3 separate regions of the Homo sapiens genome follow, and all the other regions are linked to region 3. The links are chromatin contacts, found by Hi-C or POLR2A ChIA-PET in ENCODE. All regions are on one chromosome and are shown on one strand. Each heading gives the region's core, a stretch centred on a gene start or an enhancer-like site at or near the end of the contact. The rest is flanking DNA. Distances are from core to core; before and after follow the strand shown.

Evidence for each region. A loop is a pair of places that touch in the nucleus more often than their neighbours do. ChIA-PET counts read pairs that join two places held with the same protein, here RNA polymerase II (POLR2A). Pooled maps may share reads with other maps.
Region 1: a pooled map shows a loop between it and region 3 (6-fold over the local background). The contact joins two enhancer-like sites. A Hi-C loop is called at or near these places in 7 of 50 pooled maps. POLR2A ChIA-PET finds 5 or more read pairs at or near these places in 2 of 52 experiments (CD8-positive, alpha-beta memory T cell and OCI-LY7).
Region 2: a pooled map shows a loop between it and region 3 (7-fold over the local background). The contact joins two enhancer-like sites. A Hi-C loop is called at or near these places in 1 of 168 maps with a recorded cell type or tissue (tibial artery), 14 of 37 single-sample maps with no recorded cell type and 10 of 50 pooled maps. POLR2A ChIA-PET finds 5 or more read pairs at or near these places in 4 of 52 experiments (GM12878, activated B cell, activated CD8-positive, alpha-beta memory T cell and 1 more).

The regions. Positions count from the first base shown.
Region 1 is chr11:96,051,012-96,054,596 of GRCh38, reverse strand. All of the region lies in intron 2 of MAML2 (mastermind like transcriptional coactivator 2), which reads left to right. Among named protein-coding and RNA genes, the nearest start is that of MTMR2, 130 kb to the right of the region's middle. Within about 2 kb of position 1,421, at least 2 of the 41 ENCODE cell types and tissues checked have a DNase peak (open chromatin) inside an H3K27ac peak, as active enhancers do.
Region 2 is chr11:95,252,842-95,256,355 of GRCh38, reverse strand. No RefSeq gene overlaps it. Among named protein-coding and RNA genes, the nearest start is that of SESN3, 23 kb to the right of the region's middle. RefSeq lists an enhancer at 1,868-2,257. Within about 2 kb of position 1,900, at least 25 of the 41 ENCODE cell types and tissues checked have a DNase peak (open chromatin) inside an H3K27ac peak, as active enhancers do; they include GM12878, where a contact is called at or near this core.
Region 3 is chr11:95,554,770-95,558,484 of GRCh38, reverse strand. No RefSeq gene overlaps it. Among named protein-coding and RNA genes, the nearest start is that of FAM76B, 230 kb to the left of the region's middle. Within about 2 kb of position 1,789, at least 2 of the 41 ENCODE cell types and tissues checked have a DNase peak (open chromatin) inside an H3K27ac peak, as active enhancers do; they include GM12878, where a contact is called at or near this core.

The sequences.
Region 1 (3,585 bases), core at 172-2,671, 500 kb before region 3:
TTTTCTCTCTCTCTGAGGGACCCTTTTAAATAGAATTGGTCCTACTTAACACCGTCACACTCCCACACTGCTCCCTCATTGGAAGAACCCATGGATAAAGGAACCCCTCCTTAAACTGTCCAACCTCCCTTAGAAATTGTTTATTACAGTCATGTTCTGTATAACTGCTGTTGTTACAGGATCGCAGTCTGGCCTCCTTCTCTAACTATCAGAACAGGTTGTTTCACATTTTTGAAACCCATTTTCCTCATTTGTTAAATATCACTCAGTGAATTTTACTGTCCTAGTGAGCTATTTAAAAAGTTAAGGCACAAATTAATAGTATATCCATAAACAGCATTCCCCTAAAATATCCCCGTCTAGAGTTACTACTTAGAATCAGGACACTGACAAGTTAGTCTGTGAAAAGAATGGCATTTCTCCACATGTAGAAAAATGTCCTAAGAAATAAGAACCTTTAAAATTCCAATCTGCACCTGGCTAAGAACTCCTCTGGGGATTTTGCAGAGAGGAATGGGCAAGGGACCCATGCATAGTAATACATGTAAGTAAGATTGTTCATTTTTTTTTCTCCCAATGGAATATAAAACAGTAAAACAAACTCCATATATTTCTTACATGAAGAGCTCTCAAAATGGCGGCACCCAAGTTGTCAGCTCCATTTCCATTTCTGAGTCACAGATACACATATATGGCTGAAAGGAGGGAAGGAGCAGACAAAATACCAAACAGATGAAGAGAGAAAGGAAAGATGTTCCCAAACATGTTAACTGTTTGCCCACATGACTTATTGGTATGTTAATGTCTCACATCAGCCACCGCTAAGGAGAATGTCGCCCCTTCCTTCCCTCTTAGTTTATAAATGGAGTCACATTATGTAATCACCCTAATGAGGTAATAGAAACATAAGTACACAGGAAAATTTGATAGTGTTTTCTCCTAATTCATCCTCTGTTATGTTGGTCACCCCCCCATCCCATTAACCCTCCTTCTCTCTTCCAGACTGGCCCCCTCCAAATTGGCTGAGTTTCCCGTCCCAAAGGACATATTGTTGGCTATTGTTTATAATAAGTCTCTCCCCTCTTGGCAGGATAGAGAACAGCTGCTGGTCTATTCTCTGCCACAAAGACCAACTTCCTTCTTTTGCCCTGGATGATTGGAAGAAAGTCGGGGAGAAGAGCAATTTATAGTTGTGTTACAGTACCTCTATTTTCTTTTGTGTTTATTTATATTGCTTCCATTTCTGTCAGGGATTTCTGAGATAATCAAGATCATTCTGCTACAGAGTTTTCATTTGAGTAGGCTCTAGTGGCAGTTGGCATTTTTCTTCATTGAGTCAGACATTTTAGGACTCCAGGCTAGAGGAAGTAGTGAACATTTCTCTATGAGAGTTTGAGAATCAATATTCCTTTTTCTAAAAAAATGAACTCATGAATGTATTCTGTGTTACATGAACAATTAATGACTTTGAATTTCTCAAGGGAAGACACCTTGTCTTTGCCAACTTTCTGTTCCCCAAACTTAGTACAGTACCTGCTTCATAATGTTTGCCAGATGAAGTAAGTGGAGTGCTGAATGGAGTTCTGGTTTGTTCTGTGAAATGTAAGCTATGCTGACAGTCCAGCACTTAAGTCTCACCCTAGACTTCAGGCCAGGCAAGGCTCATCACCTGAGGTGGGACCTTCTTCTGAGATCTTTGCCTTAGATCGTTTCTGGCTCTAGGCTTCATTCTAGGCAAAGAAGCCAGGGAACTCAATGTTTCAGAATCTAACCCCCAGCAAAAGAAACCTAGACTAGGTACTGAATCTTCAGAGAGACTTGAGCAGCTCTGGAAGCAGAATGTGGAGAGCATTTCTCTGTTCTTTGTTAGGAGCAGAAGGAAACTCACAAAATGGAAAATTGGTCTAAGACTCTATACACAGGAAAGATCCAAATGGCATTGACACAGGGCATCAATGTGATATCAGACAAGACAGCTCTGGTGGATAAAAAGGAACCACAGCCTATCATTAAGGTTTCTCCTGAGAAGTGTTTGGAACTAAGGTTGGCTGATGGTGAAGGCCATGTTTACTAAAAACTGGGCAGAAGCAGAGTGGTGTCGTTAAGTCCAAGGAGTGTGACAAAGAGGAGAGTGGCTCCTGACTCTCTTACTTATTTCTGTATGAACTTAGCTTGATAAGCATTAATAATAGCAAATTTTCTCTGTAGTCAAAACAGTCCCCTTTCTGGGGAGTAAGAACTGGAGACCTGACAATTTCCATGTGGTAGATGCCTCATGGTAAGGGTTCTTAATGCATTTTCAAATTTCCTAGTATGTGTTCCTAAATGTATCATATGGATATTGATTAATATGGCTCCCTGTACTTTCTGTAGTCACTACCTTGGTTCACCCAACAAGCACTTAACAAATATGTTCCTGACAGACATGCAAAGAATGTATATGACTGAAAATAATACTAGGTGCTAAAGCCACTGAGAGGTCTGACTTTCTGATAGTTTGTAGCATTTTGCAAGCAATACAGGAAGAAAGAATAATAATAGCTATGACTTATAGAGTGTTTAAGACATGACAGGTACAGTTGTGGTCACTTTACATGCATTGTTTCATTTCATCTCATAGTCTAGTTTCTAAACGGAATCCTTGAAGACATACAATGCCACAATGCTCACTTCTGCCTAATTGTGAGCCAGGCCCTTCAGAACTGGACAAGGAAGCTGGTCAAGTTGGGTCAGAGAGTAGTTTAAGCCATCTCTGGAGACAGGGAGGCATAAAACTGATAGACAATTAAATCCAGGTAAAGTTTGCCCTTTTTCTGCTCTTTGCCTATCTCCCTGGTTCTCCTGATGCCTCCTGAATGGTTGCTTGTTAACGCAAATTAATTTTAACTGGTGGGCTTTCAGGCATTTGAGGAGATGGGAAAGTGGAGGCAGAAGACCCTGCATAGAAAACTGTTGAATGAAGTCCTTGATGTGAACCTCTATTTAGTTGCACATCACACTAAATAACACACTAGTTGAGGGCATGAGATCTAGAATCAGACTGCCTGAGCTCAGATGCCATGCTAGGGGTGTGACCTTGAGGCAGCTTCTGCATGCCTCAAATTTATTGTCTATAAAATGTGTAGAATAATACACATTAGTATTATTAGTAGGTAGAATAATACATACTTCACAGAATTCTTATTAAGGATTAAATGAAAGGGTCAAACTAAAGATTAAATGTAAAGGGTTTAACAAAGTATCTGGTATTTAATAAATATTGGATATTAGTATTACTGGTATTACTAATGATCAATATATACCTCTTTTCCTTCCATAGAATGTGAGGACTAATTGAGAGAAAGGACCTTGAATATATGTTTTATCTGCCACAATTCTTACCACATTGTAGATTCTAAATAAATATTGGACGGATGGATGGTTGGATAGATGGATGGATGAATTAATTTTAAGTTTCTATAGATAAAGGCACTACAGAAGACCTCCTTGTTTTCAGATCTCTTCCAGAAAGTCATGCCTCACAGATTATCCAAAGGAAATGACACTAAACCAACATGCAACAGCCAGCAGGGGGATTTCTTAGGC
Region 2 (3,514 bases), core at 651-3,150, 300 kb after region 3:
TCCCAGGGCTTTCACCTCTGTACAGACTCCTAGTCTGCTCTGCTCTGTCAAAAGCTTTTCTAAACTTCTCTGGGCACCAGAAGCACCCCTTGAGGGATGTTAAGCTAAGGAAAGGGAATGGTGATAACAGCATTGCTTCAGATACTTCATATTTACGTCTTTCTCGTAAAGAGTGCCAGGGCCTTATAGAATCACTCGAAGGCCCATTGCATTAATCTCAAGGATCCCAAACAAGTGAAAGTTAGATCACACTAAAGCCACCTTCATTTAGAGTTTGTGGTCAATCAAACAGAGCCTAAACTGAAATTTAATTTTGCCCTAGCAGTGAGAATTTGCTAAGCAAATTAATGCTAGAGGGCAAACAAGGCTTCTTGAGTCTGCCTAAGAGCCTTTAAAGGACAACATGCTTTCAAGGGCTGGAAGCAGTCTTTTTACATGCTAATTACAAATCCTACAGTATTTGTGAAAGCAGGTCCCTCTGGGATTTCTATCAGCCAACAAGTTGTTTATTTCCAGTTTAAAGGGGGTGGAGGGTCTATGAATTATTGAGTAGCTACTATGTGTTTTGCCTGTGCTTGGTGGTGAGAGATTGTTTATCTTCACAACCGTCCTTGGAGCTAAGCATTACCCCAGTTTGCACCTGTGGAATGGAGAGGTGGCTGGAAGCACAGAGCTGGGATTCAAAAGCTGGGAAGCCTAAACTCTGGAAGCTGTGCTCTCTCCTCCAGCATATTACCAACCTTTGAATGTAATGTCGGCTTTTCTTTAAGGAATATTCTCAAATCCAGCCTTCTTCATATTTCAGAATAGCCCGTCCCTAATTAGCTCAAATTAGCTAGCTTTGTAAACCCTTTTTCATTTCAGTAATGAGGAAAACGAGGCATTCAGCCAAGAAGCAAACTGTAGAAGGATAGGTTGCAGCAGGTCTGGGCTAATAAATTGCAGTACATGGTGCTTCCTGAGACCTACCAAGGACTCTGAAAGAAGACAAGATGAAAAATCACTCCCTCTCTGAGATATATATTTTCTTTTGGAAAGATGTGTTTTCACCACTCACAGGAAAAACTGCTTTCTGGCCTTAGATAGCACAGAAATTGTCCTCAGATAATGCCAGTGAGGAACCTGCCTGGGAGGTCTAATCGACCTGGGATATGTCATAGGTAATGCCGGGTAGGTAGGTTTAACCCTTCGATTGCACCCTTTTCCAATACTGCTGTCACTGCCCACTAAGATCAGAAAAACTGACAAAATTTTGGGAAATAACTTCATGTTTTCAGAAATGCTACAAAGCCCTCTCCACTCCCACCCATGAGACAATGTCTACAAGTCACATCATATCCTTCCAGCTTAGACTTATTTTTAAAGCACACACAAAACACACTTTAGTGTAATTGGAGAATTAGCACTTTTGCCCCAGAAATGAAACAGCTGTTGATTTCCAGGCTGCTTGTCATTAGAGAGAAGACTTGAAACATCAGAGGCAAGTTCAAACTCCCTAAGAGGCAGTATTGAACTTTACTTGTAGCTCATGTGCCAAGAGCTGCCCAGCATCACTATGCATGAAACAAAACAGGTTTCAAGCAATTATAAGACACAACATATAAATCAAGACTTTAGAATCTTTATTAATGCTGAATTTTTTATTCCAAAAAAATACTTTCAGGAAAACAAATATGACTCATGACTTATGAGACTGGCTGCTTGGATGCAAATCATCTTAACTGCTTGCACACTCCTTGGTACCTTTTCAGCTAAAGAGCCATTCAGCCTCAGCTTCAAGTGCAGAGGAAGTGCAAATAACCCCTGCACTTCAGAGCACAGCTTGCTTTGCTAAGAGACAGTTGAGCAAAATCCCAGCACGCTCTGATTCATTCTGCCTGCTGATTGGTCGTTCTCCCTGGCTGCTGACATCATCCTGTTGCTGGGTGGAAAACTTATGCAGCACAGCCCTGATGCTGACTTCTGATTCTTGTGAAGGGGACGTTGTACTCAACAGCGAAATCAGATTGTAGCTCAAATGGAATTGGAAGATATCTTTTTTGTGTGATCACTTCAGTCATCTTATGCCTCTTAAATTATAGCGCCCTCCCAACCCCCATGCCGTAATCTAGCAAATGCTATTGTGTGGCACTTTCTCTTCCAAGCCACCCAACCCCCAACAGCCTCTAGAATACAAGAGAATAAGAAAAAAACCTTATCGTTTGCCTTCGACTGTAGGTGGAAGATGTCTTACACATCTCCTAGATGGGGCTGGCCTTCTGATTAGTTCATTTGCCTTTACCATCAGTATTAAACTATGTCTTCACTTGCTGCAAAGAATTGTGAAGTAATTTTTAGGACTTTCTATAAAAAATGCCTTATTACCTCTCATTTATTTTCCCAGCATTCTGTAAGCCTTAGGTAAACTGGGGAAGTAGTGACAAAGGCCAACTTGTCTGTTGCCCTTTACAGTGCGCAAAGAACTTTTTTATATACAATGTCTCATATGTTCTTTGCAGCTGTCCCATGCATGAGGTACTATTACTTCCCCCACTCTATAGATAAGAAAACAAACCCCTAAATATTAAATCCATTGCCAGCCATATAGCTTGCACATGATGAAGCTGGGCCTCAAACCCATGGTTTTTAATCCTAGTTTCTGAACTCTTTTCACTCAGACATAGACTCTTTCAACCTTGGGAGGCTAAGTGATTTGCAAGAACCAGTGCAAATTAAGTAGCTAAACCAGTGCCAGAACCCAGCAATTCTTGTTCTCCACACAAGGCCTTTTCTTCTAAACCTCTTGGTAGCTCTCAAGACAATGTTAGAGATGCTCTTAGATACACATTTATTTTAGAAATCTTTAGGCTTTCACAAGCTTTTACTGATTAAGTGCAGCTTTGAGGGAAAAAAATAGAAGCCTAATAATTCAGATGCACATTTGCATTTATTACATAAGGCTTCTGTAAGGGATAAGCTTATCCAGTTGCAGGCTTATTTTAAGTTTTAATGGAATGATTTTGACAGATCAGAAATAGCAGGCTTAGTAACCAGCTCGGTAACTTAGATGTCAGAGACATTTCCATGGTGGATAGCGGGGCTCCTTAGCTCTCAGGACACACTAGATTTCTCTTGTTTGTCTCTGACTGGGATGATTAACCACCCTTTGCTTGGCTTTCATCTTTCCTGGCACAGCTTTGTCTTTCATCTCATTCATTGCTCCAAACCCTTCTTCCCTTTAACTTTTAATACACATACAAAATATTTCAGCTTCCCTCAGTTATTTTTACATAAGCAGAGCAGGAAAACATGGATATACTTCACGGAGCCTGCCACATCTGGTTTGCTCAGGTACTCCCTTACCCATCTTTATTTTTAAATGAGACAAAGAATCCTTCAAAAAAGGCTTAGGAGACTAAAATGTTGGAGGAAAGGAATGAAAGAATGGGGGGGGCAAAGATTACTCAGACATGGAGGTGAATATTTGCATTTTCTATCTTGATCTTTGTGACAGCAGCAACACATAGTGTGGTGA
Region 3 (3,715 bases), core at 540-3,039:
TTTTTGAGTACCTGGATCTAGCTATGGATGAAGCCACTTCAGCTCCTTGTTTTTCTGTAACATGAAACAATCCTGTTTACAATTAGATACATGTTACCTGCAAACACAGTGGCCTCTAAGGCCCTAGCTCCCTATCACCTCAGTGACTTACAGTGCCTTGGAGCATTTGATAACTTGATTCAACTCAAGAACCTCAGTCTTAGAAATCGTTAAGTGCTCCGAGGAGAACAGTTACTCAAATGGGACATGTTTGGCCTTTATGGCTCCAAGTGCCCTCAACTATTCTGACTCCCTACCCTGCATCTGTTCTTTAATAAATGCTTGCCGGGGACATTCATATGGAAGAACTGTCCAACTCTGAGGCTAAGAACTCCAGCTGTAAGTGATAAGGTTCCTTCTGAGGATGCATCAAGAGCATGCCAGCTCTAGGGGTCTTGCTACTTCCACCATGCCCTCTGGTCACCTTAGTTCTAGGCAGCTACTCTTTAGTTTACTCATCCTAATTTCCTCATCCTGGTTAAAAACATCATTATTCTTGCTGGAATATCAACTACTGGCTGACAGCAGTTATCACTCAAGCCTGCCTAACCACTTAAGCTAGAAAGATTAAGAGGAGTTGGAATCCAACAGACTTTAGTTCAAATCTGGGTTAACCAAATAATTCATTATTTGACTTTGGGCAACTTCTTAGCCTCTATGAGCTTTAGTTTCCTTATCTATAGAATGGGGCTTATAATCAGTACCCAATGCAAGTAATTGTTGTTTGGACTAAATACAATCTAAACAACAATAATCATGGTACACCAAGCCTGTCACTCCAGTTTATCATAATGTGACTTCTACTTGATTTTCCCATCTTTCTCCATGATTCCTTCCCCATTCTTATGGAAACTTCCTCATTCTTATGAAACTGCATCAGTTCCAACCTCACAGATGCAGTCACCAATCTGAATGTGCATGCACAGCTCCATCACTGTGACTTTGACTCTATAGTTCCTTTCACCTGAAATGTCCTATTATCCTTCTTCAAGACTCAGCTCAATTTTACCTCTTCTATGAATCGTTCTTTTACCAGGTCAGCTCCTAACTCTTTGATCTCCTGGAGAACTTATGGCTGAAAGCTATCCATTTATCATCCCGTTTTGAACATTTGCTTTCTTTAATATTTTGTATCCCCAACTAGATTGCACCCTCCCTGACCCAGTGTCTTACACATAGATGGCACTCAACAAATATTTGCTAAATGCTTTATTTTCCTTTTATGTCATTGGGTAACACTGAAATTCTAATAACTAAATGTAAAAAGACAACCTACCTCCCCAGCACCATAACCACCACAAAAGGCTGTACAGCTTAAGTTAAGGCCTGTCTTCTGCTTTTGAATTTGCAATTGGAAACATATGGTGATTTGGAACATAGCCATTTTTTTTCTTTTTTTTTTCTGTCTAAAGAAACCTTTAAAGCCTCACTAAATATGTCAAGAAACAGCAATGAAAATGTCAAGAAATTGTAATATTGCTTATTGCAAAACACACACACACACACACACACCCCACTGCTGATGTGTTTATGAAGTTCCAAGTTGAAAAAACAAGGGCTAATTTTAGATTCTGGTTTTTTCCTTCAAGTCATAATAAGAAAAAATACAAACATCAACTGAAACCCCAGTGCACAAAACCTCTTAGTCATACCCAGTAGGCACTTTCAAAAACCAATTTTCTAGAGAAAGGATTGTAATTCGTAGCTCATTGAATCACGAATCCTGCTGCCCTGATGAATAGAAGGGATTGAAAGAACCACCACTGGAGTCCTGTGGCCCAGTCTTGAATGCAGATGTCAAAAATGGGAGCCACGACTTGGATGTTGTTTTCTCACACATTTTCCAGCTCGTTGAAACCCTGCAGTGCTTAAGATGACTTTGAAGACCCCAACTCAGGAGAAAATGAGCAACCCAGTTCTCAGTGACAGGAATGCCAATCTTTTGACATCCTGATAATCATCACAGCAATCAGTGGGGAATCAGGTATTGAAACTTAGACTTCACTGGGGAAATTCCCATCCAGTGCAGAGGAGTCTTTATTAAGAAAGCTCTGACTTTCTAAACACTCTGGTATCAGTAGCTCAATTCTCATTGCGGAAGACAGAGTGGGGAGGCAGAGTGATTGTTTCTGGATAATCCTGCTTTCTCCAGGGGGAATTCCTGACTTCTGGGCTACTGGTGTCCCAGAAGCAATGCCATCCTCTCCAGAACCATCTCAGAAGAATGACATCATCATGCCCTTACTCTTTGTTCTCTCATTTCCCTGCTTTCTTATAAACATCAGTAAATATATTAAAGCCAAGGCCAACAGAACCTTCAAAAAGATGTCTGTGTGTCATAGAATCATGGATCCCTTATGTCTTTACTGGAACTTGCTTTTTTTTTTTTTTTTTACTGTAATCACTGGGGCTTCAGTGATAAGATACCTTCATCACTAGCCAAAACATTATTCAAGAACCAGTCGAAATCTCGGATTCTTTATGAGCCCTTCCTCGGCAACTTTGGTCTTCTGGGAACCTTCTCTCCTCTCAGCCTTAGAAAACGTATTGATTAAACCTTCATTTGTTATTCACTGTGAACTTCTTTATTTTTTTGTGTGGGCAAGACTTTTCTTCTCAAATCGGTAGTGTCTTGTCTTATTTTATCATAAAGTTTAACAGAACCCTGAAGCCAGATGATCTGCGTTCCAGTGTGGCTTTGACACTTTCTAGGTGTGCAACACTGAGCAAGTTACCTAACTTCTCTGTACTTCACTTTCTTTATCTGTAAAATGAGGCTAGTAATGATATCTATCTCATAGAAAGGTAATGAATATTAAAGCAGTTAATCGATGTGAACTGTGTGGAACAGGCCTAGGAGACAGTAAGCACTAAATAATGCTATATATTAACTCCCTCAATACCTCTCACAGCAGTCCATACCATAGCTGATTCATTCATTTAACAAATGTGTATTGAGTGGCTACTATATTTCAGGGACCATTTTACAAGTTAGTAATGCAGGGGTGAACAAAGTTGATGAAGCTATTTCTCATGGAATCTACTCTCCAGAGAGACATATAATAAATAAATAAATAAATAACATGGTAAAACATAATTTAATACAACATAATAGGATATGGTTTCAGATAATGTTGTGAGCACTGGAGCAGCAGCATAGGGGATAAAGTGCGATGGGGGACTAGTCTACGAGAGGGTGGGGACACATTTTAAGTATTCACTAAGCATTTAATTGCCAAATCTGGAGAAAGAGGCTCACTGGCAACCCATCGGAAAGCTTGAAGCTGTGCATGACATGTTCCTTTCTGAATGTCCAATTAGAAAGAAGACTGTGAAGAAGGAAGTAAAATGGTAAAGTAAGCTAAATGTGTCCTGGGCAGCACATCTCCTGACTTGACATTATGTGTCCCTTCCTCTAATTCTACTTCTAAAATCATGTTTGCTAATTATAGCTGCCCAGAGATGTTCGGTGAAATTTAATCAATGATTTAATCTTCAGAACTTTCCTTTCATTTCCTAATCAAAGTTGACCAGTAATCCTAAATCCCCTTTCCTGAGGCCTCTGATTCTCTGCATTTCAGGATTAGACCGATTTATTTCCTAAACTATTCCAGGAATGTTTTCTAGTGGTGCTTGTGTGTAAAGGGGGAAAAAGCCTGGTTGCTCTCAGGCTATA